Regions from separate parts of the Homo sapiens genome. Here region 2 is linked to region 1. Evidence: chromatin loops called from intact Hi-C (ENCODE). Cell type or tissue: heart left ventricle. All regions are shown on one strand.

Evidence for each region. A loop is a pair of places that touch in the nucleus more often than their neighbours do. Peaks named below come from ENCODE experiments on the same cell type or tissue, not always from the same donor. Only the 100,000 strongest peaks of a DNase experiment are listed, where the experiment ranks them.
Region 2: it touches region 1 in a loop (4-fold over the local background); 16 of 110 quality-filtered maps call a loop at or near these places.

The regions. Positions count from the first base shown.
Region 1 is chr9:117,642,748-117,647,747 of GRCh38, forward strand. No RefSeq gene overlaps it. Among named protein-coding and RNA genes, the nearest start is that of TLR4, 59 kb to the right of the region's middle. In heart left ventricle, a CTCF peak has its summit at 2,093 (motif pointing right); DNase peaks (open chromatin) are centred at 154 and 2,114; H3K4me3 peaks cover 1,357 bases; H3K27ac peaks cover 520 bases; H3K27me3 peaks cover 1,662 bases.
Region 2 is chr9:119,363,716-119,368,715 of GRCh38, forward strand. All of the region lies in intron 1 of BRINP1 (BMP/retinoic acid inducible neural specific 1), which reads right to left. Among named protein-coding and RNA genes, the nearest start is that of BRINP1, 3.2 kb to the right of the region's middle. RefSeq lists an enhancer at 1,536-2,217. In heart left ventricle, a CTCF peak has its summit at 2,123 (motif pointing left); no DNase peak of the experiment used is centred here; H3K4me3 peaks cover 702 bases; H3K27me3 peaks cover 1,436 bases.

The sequences.
Region 1 (5,000 bases):
CCCGCGACTTGCGCCCGCACTCCTCAGCCCTTGGGTGGTCGATGGGAGTGGGCGCCTTGGAGCAGGGGGTGGCGCTCGTCAGGGAGGCTTGGGCCGCACAGGAGCCCACGGAGGGGCGGGGGGGAGGAGGCTCAGACATGGCCGGCTGCAGGTCCGGAGCCCTGCCCCGCGGGAAGGTGGCTAAGGCCTGGCGAGAAATTGAGCACAGCAGCTGCTGGCCCAGGTGCTAAGCCCCTCACTGCCCGGGCCGGCGGGGCCGGCCGGCCGCTCCGAGTGCGGGGTACGCCGAGCCCACGCCTACCCGGAATTCACGCTGGCCCGCAAGCACCGCGCCCAGCCCCGGTTCCCGCCCGCGCCTCTCCCTCCACATCTCCTCGCAAGCTGAGGGAGCCGGCTCCAGCCTTGGCCAGCCCAGAAAAGGGCTTCCACAGTGCAGCGGCGGGCCGAAGGGCTCCTCAAGTGCCGCCAAAGTGGGAGCCCAGGCAGAGGAGGCGCCGAGAGCGAGCAAGGGCTGTGAGGACTGCCAGCACTCTGTCACCTCTCAGTACTAGGTACTAAATCTGTTAATATTTGTAGAAGAGAGAGTGTTCATAGGACATTGTACCGAACAACTTGTTAAGCAGATATAACATGCCTGACCCACTGCGAGGCATAGGAAGAGGTCTCCAGAAACACAAGGTGGACTTTCTTCCTTTCTGTGCTGTCTGTGAAAATAAGCAGTTGGGCTGGACTGTGTCTATCAGTGAAATACAATATGAGGAACAGAAGTGTTCCGCTTGGGTTTCCGGTTATAGGAGCATGGTGATTTTTCAGGTGATACTCATTTAGATTACAACTTGATAGCGGCTTCTTCTGAAACCAGGTGAAGAATTCGTGGCTAATATTGCCACAATTTGTTGTTTACTGTTCCTATCTGCTTTGTAACACCTGCACTATGCTGTCCTTCTTGCATCTCAAACAACATCCTCTCCTTTATCTAGAGCCAGATTTGTTTGGCTGTTAATGTGATTTGCCTCTAAGAAACATTCTCTGAAAAGTCCAGAACAGCCTATGTTTAACCTTAGTAGCCTTTGATACGTCTTTTTGCAGCATGCTTATGTCAGGACATAAAAAGTCTGAATGTGAATTACGAATGGAGTTGTGTGCCATTTGTCGTTCACAACTGCTCTGTGGTCAATTTGTTTTCTTATTGACTTTTTTTTCTGTTCTCATCTGTTATTTTCCAGATATTTATTGGGTACCTAATACTGTGTATTATTACCTTGGAATAAGTGGAAAAAGAATATAACTATAGTGCATCTTGTCTCTTAAAGCAGAGTCAAAATTCCTCTAGTAAAAGTCAGTTTTGTTTAGGCTTACCTCGTCATCTACCTGAATGGACCTTAGTGATTTGTTTAATTCAATCCTCTCTTTATATAGTTGAGAAAACTAAGGCTCCTAGAGGAAAAAGTGACTGACTCAAGGGTACGCAGCTCCCATGGGTGTAACCTAATTCTGATTCCTACTCCAGGGTTTCTTACCTATATGCTGCACAGTGCCCAACACTGTGCAGAAAAGAGGAAGGAAGAGGTCATCAGGGCAAGTTAAGCAGGGTAGCTAAGAAATTAGTGAGTCATTTATTTGCTGTATTTTCTCCATTCAATATATACTTTTTAAAGACTCGTTACTATTTGTGAGGTGTGAAAAAAACAGTCTCTGCCATCTGCCAGTTCACTTCCTGGTAGGGGAGAGAAATCCACACACATTTAATTTGCATACAGTTTAGAATTTTGGTAAGTGCTACGATCACAATAAATAAAATGAAACGTGTTTGAAGGTCAGAGATTAATTGTGTTTGGTCCTATGAGCAAGTTTCTTACATTTTAGAACTTAGAGTACACGAGGGAAGAGGCATTCCATGAAAAGGGGCTAGCGGAGGAACATAAGTGTAAAAGGCCTCCAAATATAGTTTGCAGCATATACCAGCAGCAAAGACAGGAAAGTACCCCACTTAGGATCTGCTGGAGGTTAATCCTGATCTTACGCCACTTCCCATTTAAGGTTTCATTGGTTTTCACGTAAGTGTGCATGGATGCAGTGTTAGCTCTGGCCACATGATGGCGGTGCAGGGCCACAAAAGGGTCGCAAAGCCTCTGAACTAATTTTGAAGGTTGTGTTTGTAAAAAATGCCGGGAAGGAAGAAGGGTGCCCCAGACCAGGGGTCAGAGCGGCTTGGAGGGGCTTCTGGGAGAAGACAGCAGCCCTCAGATCTGGAGAGGCGGGTGCCATTATTCTGAACCTCTGGTCTGTTCAGAAACTCCGGAAATAATTTAGATGTTACATAACCTGTAGCCAGTGAAGAAAGCAGCCCTTTTGAATAGTACCCATTTAAAAAAATAAGAAGGCTTATAATACCCCACCTCCCAGTTTCCCTGAATGCTTTCCTTCTCTGTCAGGGTTGTGCCTGTGGTGCCTTGTTGCCACTTTGGTTGAGTAAAATGAGAGGTAGTTATCCAATGTGTTGGGAAAAGGAATAAATTGTTTCTTAATTACAGTACCCCTCAGACAGTATACGGAGAGGGAAAGGACACTAGTCCAAAACCCTTTGATCTGGGCTTGCCTTGCTCAGGCCACTTGCTTGGTTTTTCTCATCTCTTGAGTATATGGCGTGGGGGGTGGTTTTGTGTGTGTGTGTGTGTGTGTAATGGTGTGTGGTTGTGCGATTGCACCTATGTGTAGTGGAGGGAATAGAGATACATGTGGTGGTGCTGGCACAGGCCATAGCTAAGGGCATTTTTGGCTCTGTGTAGAGTCTGGGATAGAGAAAGAGGAAGAGAGTGAGAGAGAGAGAGAGAGAGAGACAGAGACAGAGAAAGAGGGAATGAATTCCCAGAAGATTCCTGGGGTTAAGGAAATGATTTGATTAAAATCTCTGGCAAAGAGTGAGTTTTGAAATCGATTATTTAACCCATGTTCTTCCCTGACTTCTCACTTTTCAGTCCACCCCTGCATGCTGTCTGTGCCTGTCTTGTTCTTTCTGTCTTGGCAGCCACTCCTGTCTCCTCTCTTTCAATCTCTATTACCCTCAGTTTCCATCCTCTTTTCTGTTGCTTTCAAATAAAAGCTTTGTGGGAGAGAAAGAGGGCCTAGGGTCAGACTATACAGTGCCCCCAAGAAAAGGAAGAAAAGAATGATGGAAGAATCCCTGCTGTCTGTGTGGCTGGGGGTGGTGGGGGAAGCAATGTTGGAAGAGAGGGATGATAAATAGATAAGCCCCCACGTTGAGGAGGCTGCTGTCCAGGAGAAATCCTGCTTCAGAAGAGGAGGAAACAAATAAAGACAAATGTCCAGGAGCTGGAAATGGGTGGAGTTGATGAGATGGGGTGTTTGTTTGCGTGTGGAAATTGTAGCTTCTCTCTCTTTTCATTCTACAAAGACAGAACTTCTCAATTTTTAAGTCACAATACATTTCCAGAAATCATTTATTTCTAAACATTACCAGTCAAATCCCCCATTCCTTTCTGCTTTTAGAATTTGAGTGAGATTGATTTGTGTTTTTAATTTTAAAGGGCAGAAAAACAGGCTGTTCAAGTGTTCCGCTGGCATGGGAATTCCGGGCATGGTCTTTGTCCTCCTCCCTTCATTCTTTCCCACTCCCTCTTTTCTGCCCCCTCATCCACACCAGGGAGGGTCCCCAGGATGCCAAGATAATAATTTTGATTTGGTTTTATTTTTATATTTATAATGCAACGTAAATTTTTTTCCAGAATTGATATTTGTAAAGACCATTTTCAAATATACACAAGTCAGAGAGGCAGCGTGGGTGGGATTTGAGAAAGAATGTGTTGTTTTTCTCTGTTATCATTATTATTTACTAACCTTTTATTCAAGCACTGTAATGGAAGATCGACAAAACAACTCTCATCCCATAATCAATTATAGCTGGAAGACAATAAATAGCTATTCAACGTTTCTTTCATGTTCTGGAAAAAATGGATATATTGACTGCCTTTAAAGTTGGGGCCCTTCCATAGACGCTGGGTGGGCTGTTGTAATTGGCTCTTCTAATCCCATAATCTTTATGAGCTTGGCATAGATGAACATAACAAAAATCATGATAAAAACAATAATTTACTTTGGTGTTAGCTGTTAGAGTTTGTAAAACAATGGCATAGGCATTATGAAATTGAATTATTTCAACTGCCCTGTGAGATAGTAATTATTTTCCCCATTTTGTCAATGAGGCAACTGTGATTCAGCCAGACTGAACTTGGGCCAGCATTCCCCTCACTACATCCAAGCAGCAGCAGCCTAACGCATCCTCTTTCTGCAGATGTACAGACCAAGTCTAAATGAGGTGGCACACATTCAACGAGGGTAAGGTAGGATGGGTACAAAATGCCCACAGATGCCCCAGGAAGCAGACCAAGAGCAGGGAAGTCATTTGGAAACAGACCTTCTTTCAAGTTCTGACTTCACTCTTACTAGATCAAAAGCTGTGGACATAAGACATGACTTTTTCAAACTTTAGTTTTTTCAACTATACAATGAGGATAAATGTGCCTGCCTTTTGAGAAGATTAAATGAGATGAAATTAAATGAAATGAAATGATGTAAAGTGTTTAGTATGGATTCCACACATGCTGGTTGTTATTATGCCACATACCGTCTACATGAACCATCCATTCCGAGACCTCTTATTTTATTTTTTTATTTTTTTATTTCTTTTTTGAGACGGAGTCTCACTTTGCCTTGTCACCCAGACTGGAGTGCAGTGGTGCAATCTCGGTTCACTGCACCCTCCACCTCCCCAGGTTCAAGCGATTCTCCTGCCTCGGCCTCCTGAGTAGCTGGGATTACAGGCACATGCCACCATGCCTGGCTAATTTTTGTATTTTCTAGTAGAGATGGGGTTTTGTCATGTTGGCCAGACTGGTCTCAAATTCCTGACCTCGGTGATCCACCCACCTTGGCCTTGCAAAGTGCTGAGATTACAGGCATGAGACACCATGCCCAGCCTC
Region 2 (5,000 bases), 1.7 Mb after region 1:
GCCCAGACCTGTGCTATTCAATAGAGTAGCCATGAGCCACATATAGCTATGTAAATTAAAATAAAAATTAATATAAGTTAAATAAAATTAAATATTCAGTTCATCAGCAACACTGGCCACATTTCAAGTGTTCAGCAATCATACATGGTTAGTGGCTACCATATTGGACAGCACAAAAAACATGTCCATCATCACAGACAGTTCTATTTGACAGCTCTCGTCTACAGCAATGTTTGGCAAACAGTAGGCACCCAATAAATATTTGTTGAATAAATCCTCACTCAATTTCAGGTCATCCCTCCCTTTTTTTTTTTTTTTTTTTTGGTGGCATCGAAGCCCTAAAAGTGAGGTAAACTAGACAATTTCCCTAGGACAGTATTCAGGGTGCCAAGAGGCCTCCAAGCAGATGCTACAGAAGACAGGGCTGTGAAGACAATCCCCTCTATTCAGAAAGAAAACTGTTGTGAAATAATTATGTTTTCATAATATTCGAAGAACTGAAAACTGGAAGAGAATTGCACTTGTGTGATTTCAGAGACATATGGATAGAAGGATGATTTAGGGGCAAAGTAAGAAAATATTCCAACAAAGCTCTTCAAATATGACATAGGCTGGTTTGTGCGGTAATGAACTTGCTATCACTAAAAGTACTAAAACTGAGACTGAATGGTCATGTATTATTGGCATTACAAAAAGGACTCGTCATTCCTGAAAACAGAAAAGTTTGGTCATTGAGAAACCTTCAGAGGTTTTCTTTGATCCAGTGACTCATGACACCTTCATACCATCAATTTCAAAGAGCTCATAATAACTCCCAGCTATTCCTAGCACCTATTGAACAACCCGATGTTGCCAACCATTCATAATAGTTACCATTAACTCAGTGGTCCAGTGAAAAGAGCAGAGATGACGTAAGAAGGAAGACAGTTTCAAATTCTAGCTGTGATGGTTGTGTGACCTTGATCAAGGAGTCTAACCAACCTGGGCTTCACTTTCCTCTTCTGTAAAAGGGGCTGTATCTGTCCCACTGGGTGGAAAGAACGACTACATGAGAGAACAAAACTAAAGACCCTGGAACACAGGAAGTCAATATTCACTTCCAGGTAGGGTCTAATTTTCATCTGTCTATATTATCATTGGAATCCCCATATTCTTGGTATAGGCAAAAATGCCGTAACGGCATTGCTTTAAATGAACATGAAGCAATTGTTAGCTAGAAAGTGTGAGAGACAGAGAGAGAGATGACAGTTGCTATTGAGATGCAACAGGAAATGCAAGGGCAAACATTTATAAAGCAACTACTCTGTGTCAGTCCCTGGAATACAAAGATGCTCCTGAGACCATACTGAAGAGGGTAAGATAGACCTATACCCCCAGCGCTATAAAGCAGGGCAAACAGAGACACAAACTAAAATAGAGTTTCAGATAAAATGGTACAGAAAAATCAGGTGATAAAGAGATTAATTCCAAAATAAGATCTTGAGAAGACTTCTTGGAAGGGTCATTTGAGCTAGATGTTGAAATATGGGTGGAATTTTGTTAAAAGTCGTGGCTGAATGTGGGAGATGGTGGAAAGAATAATAAAGATAATCTTTGCAGAAGGGAGCACAACTGGAAAAATTATTTGAAGAATGACATTTAAGGACCTGTCTTCTTCACATGACCTCCATCTTGTCTTTAACATGGTTACCAGTAGTTCAGCAGCCAATTTGTTAAGCTTTGTATTTCAGCAAGGGAAAAGCAGGAAAAGACGGGTAGGGTATGTCTAACCTTAATGGCCCATTCAAGTGATAATGTACTGGTGATTTCCTCTAAGGAATTGGGAGGGGAAAAGAGACAGGTTGCAAATCAAAAAATGTCTCCTTGCACAACTGAAGGGGCCTTTGGGCAAAGACCTTTTCAGAAAAATAGAGGACTTTATGATCCATAACATAAACTCTTGCAAGCACTAAGAAAGAGATGTTGAATTCGAACCTATCAGGGGAGGGTGTTTTTACAATTCTTGCCTGTACCAGCGGCAAAGATACTCATTGCAGCCTGAGCTGGGTCGTCTAAACTCAACGGGGGCCCAAGAGCTGATTTGGCATCTCTGAGCTGTTTCTCCTTGGTTGAAATGGAGTCACAGCTCCCCCTTCTGGGAGCTAAAGTGCCATCTAGCCCCGGAAAATCCTGCATGGAAAAGGCTCTATTGCAGATGGGCCTAAAACCCCCATGTTTTTCAGTATCTGCCTGCACCCCGAAACAGGCATCTAGAAGTCTAAGAGCACGCTTTTGAGTGAACTCGATTCTGACTTCTCCAGGGTCTCTCTTTCACAGGGCTTTACATTTCTCCTTCCCTGGAGTTTATGGGTCCTACTCTTCACATGGGAGATGCTTTATATGGGAGAACACAATTTGGTGTGGAGGTTCTCTTTTTTGGAAATGTAGCAAGCAGGAAAGGTTTCTGGATCTTTGTGTGCACATGTGTGTATAAGCACACCTATGCATGTGTGCTTGCATATGCTTCTGTGCCTGTAATATGTATTAATGTCTAGGGGTGAGATTCTAATTAATATAAAGAAATTAATTTGCCTGAAGTATTTGCACTGGTAGATGGGTGTACATTTTGCTCTCTGGAAACCAGTGCATTCCTTAATAAAAATCTTAGATACAGACCAGACACTTTGCTGGGTTCTGCCTACCAGTCACACTCAGTACTGGGTCCTTGCTTGTCGGTAATTCCCTAAAGACATTGGAGAAGGAATCTATGTTCTCTCTCTGTCTCTCTCTCAGTCCTCCCCCCACCACCGTGTGTGTGTGTGTGTGTGTGTGTGTGTGTGTGTGTGTGTGTGTGTGTGTGTGTGTGTCTTTCGGGAATAGTGATTGAGGCATTGGATCTTTTCTCTTCAGGGCCATGTTTCCAGATAGAAAAACCCTGAAATGCATCTCTGAAAATGTGAAGTTTGATGAGGGAAGACAAGCGATTGTCTTGGTAGGGGTCATGGTGGCAGGTTGGCAAGATAGGGGTGGGAGCAATATACAGTCCTAGAGTGTATATTGCTGGGAGGAGTGGAAAGGGTATTGATCTAGCTGATTGATAAGCCTAGATTCTAGTCCTGGGCATGCCACTAACCCACTACTGAATGTTGGGGAATTCTCATTCCCTCTTTAGGCCACAGAGTCCTGCCTTTCTGCTCTTTAATATTCCTTCCAGTTTCGATCGTCTGTGAATTAGGAAAGAGAGAAAATGAGGCAGTTCCCAAAAATGGGTCTCCTCCTTGGCCCTAGTACCCCCTACCCAAGATAATCCAGGGAGCTCTGCCCTGACATGAGTTTCCTGAAGGAGATTCTCTGTGGCTATGTGAAGGCTTCAGCCTGAGGTATCAGCCTCTGGACAGAGAATGGTATGTCTGCAAGTGCCTGCAGGTAGAACCCACCCACTAGGGCAGGTTCCTACAAATACATGTTTGCTTTTATCTCTCCCCAGAATATGAACACATGTGTGTGTGTGTGTGTGTGTGTGATTGATATATATATATATATATATATCTTCCTAGAATATATGTGTACATTTTTTAGGCCAAATATATTTCTACTTTTTTCCCCTAAGAGGGCTTTTCAGCGGCCCCTCCGTGCTGAGCTAGACAAGAGGCTGTGTCCCAGCGTCACAGCCCTTGTCTTCTCCTAGCCTCCCTGCCTGAGAGCAGAACGGCTGCCGCTTACCTTGAGAAAGTAACAGCTGCCGAGTCTGGAAGCCATGCTAACAGCAGTAAAACTCAGCATTTTTGCTGAGTAGGGCAAGCCTTTAAGAGGCAGCTGGGAATCAAATCAATGGCTGGCCCCAGAGCCCAAGCCCAACAGTACCAAGCCAGGGTGGCCAAGGGACCTACCTAAAGAGCCTCCCAGGAGATGGAGGAAAGAAGAAAGAGGGCCTTGACCCAAACTACCTTCCTGGCTGAGATTCCTCCACCGCCCCCCTGCCCTTGGCAGTATTTTGGAGCCAAGTGAGAGACGCGAGGTGCAAACCGACAGCAGTTTAAGTCAATTACTGCCACATTCTGTCATGGGTTCCACACTCACAGCCCCTTTTCAAATTGTAGATCTCCCTCAGTACTGAAACACTCTCTCTCTCTGTCTCCCTCTCTCTCGCTCTTGCTCTCTCTCTCTCCCTCTCCACCTCTCTGCCTTCTCTCAATATCCCCCTAACTCCAGGGGAGCCATGGAGAGGCATATTTAGGGAGAGACTCTCTGGGGGCTTCCCCGCCTGAAATGGGGAAAGAAAGACGAATCTGTCTTAGGAAAGTGCCCCATCCATCTCCTTCCATATCATCCACAGCCGCCCCAGATGAAATTTCCTCTGAGACCCTTTGCAACTGTGATGGATGAGCAAGTCCCCGAGGACGCTTTCTCCTTTCCCCTGAGGGGGATCCATGCAAACTTGCCAGATCCTCCCCAAAACCAACAGAAGCCGGAGGGGCTCTGTTGATTGCAAACGGGGATGCAGGGTAAATCCCTATCCCAGACTTTCCAAGCCCCAGATAAGGAGCCCACCGCTGACTTCCCCCTTTCTCTGTCACCCACTATCCAGTGTCTCCAAATTCCCATCAGAATCTTGGAGTCTGCCCAGTGTAGAATTTAAAGTGACAGCGTCTCATTTGCCTCGGGGGTTGGCCATGTCTCTTTCATATTAAGCTGTGGGTCCCAGTGTAGCAGGATTCCACCGTTTGGAGGAATTTTCCTTCAAGCGTACCAACATTGGGCTAAATAAGGTGCCATCTACAGCCCCATAATCCTCCCCAAACCCCAAGCCCAGAGCCCCAAGAGGAAGTCCACAGCGGGTTTCCCGGTGACTACGTGATCCTATAGTAAGGGTCCCATTCCGTGTAAGCTGGAGAGACCTAATTAAAAAGACACACGAGGGCACACATACAAACACATACGTACAAACATGCACACACACATCGCGCCGTAAGTAGGTTATAGGACCTCTCTCTCTTCACCCCTCCCTTACACACACGGAC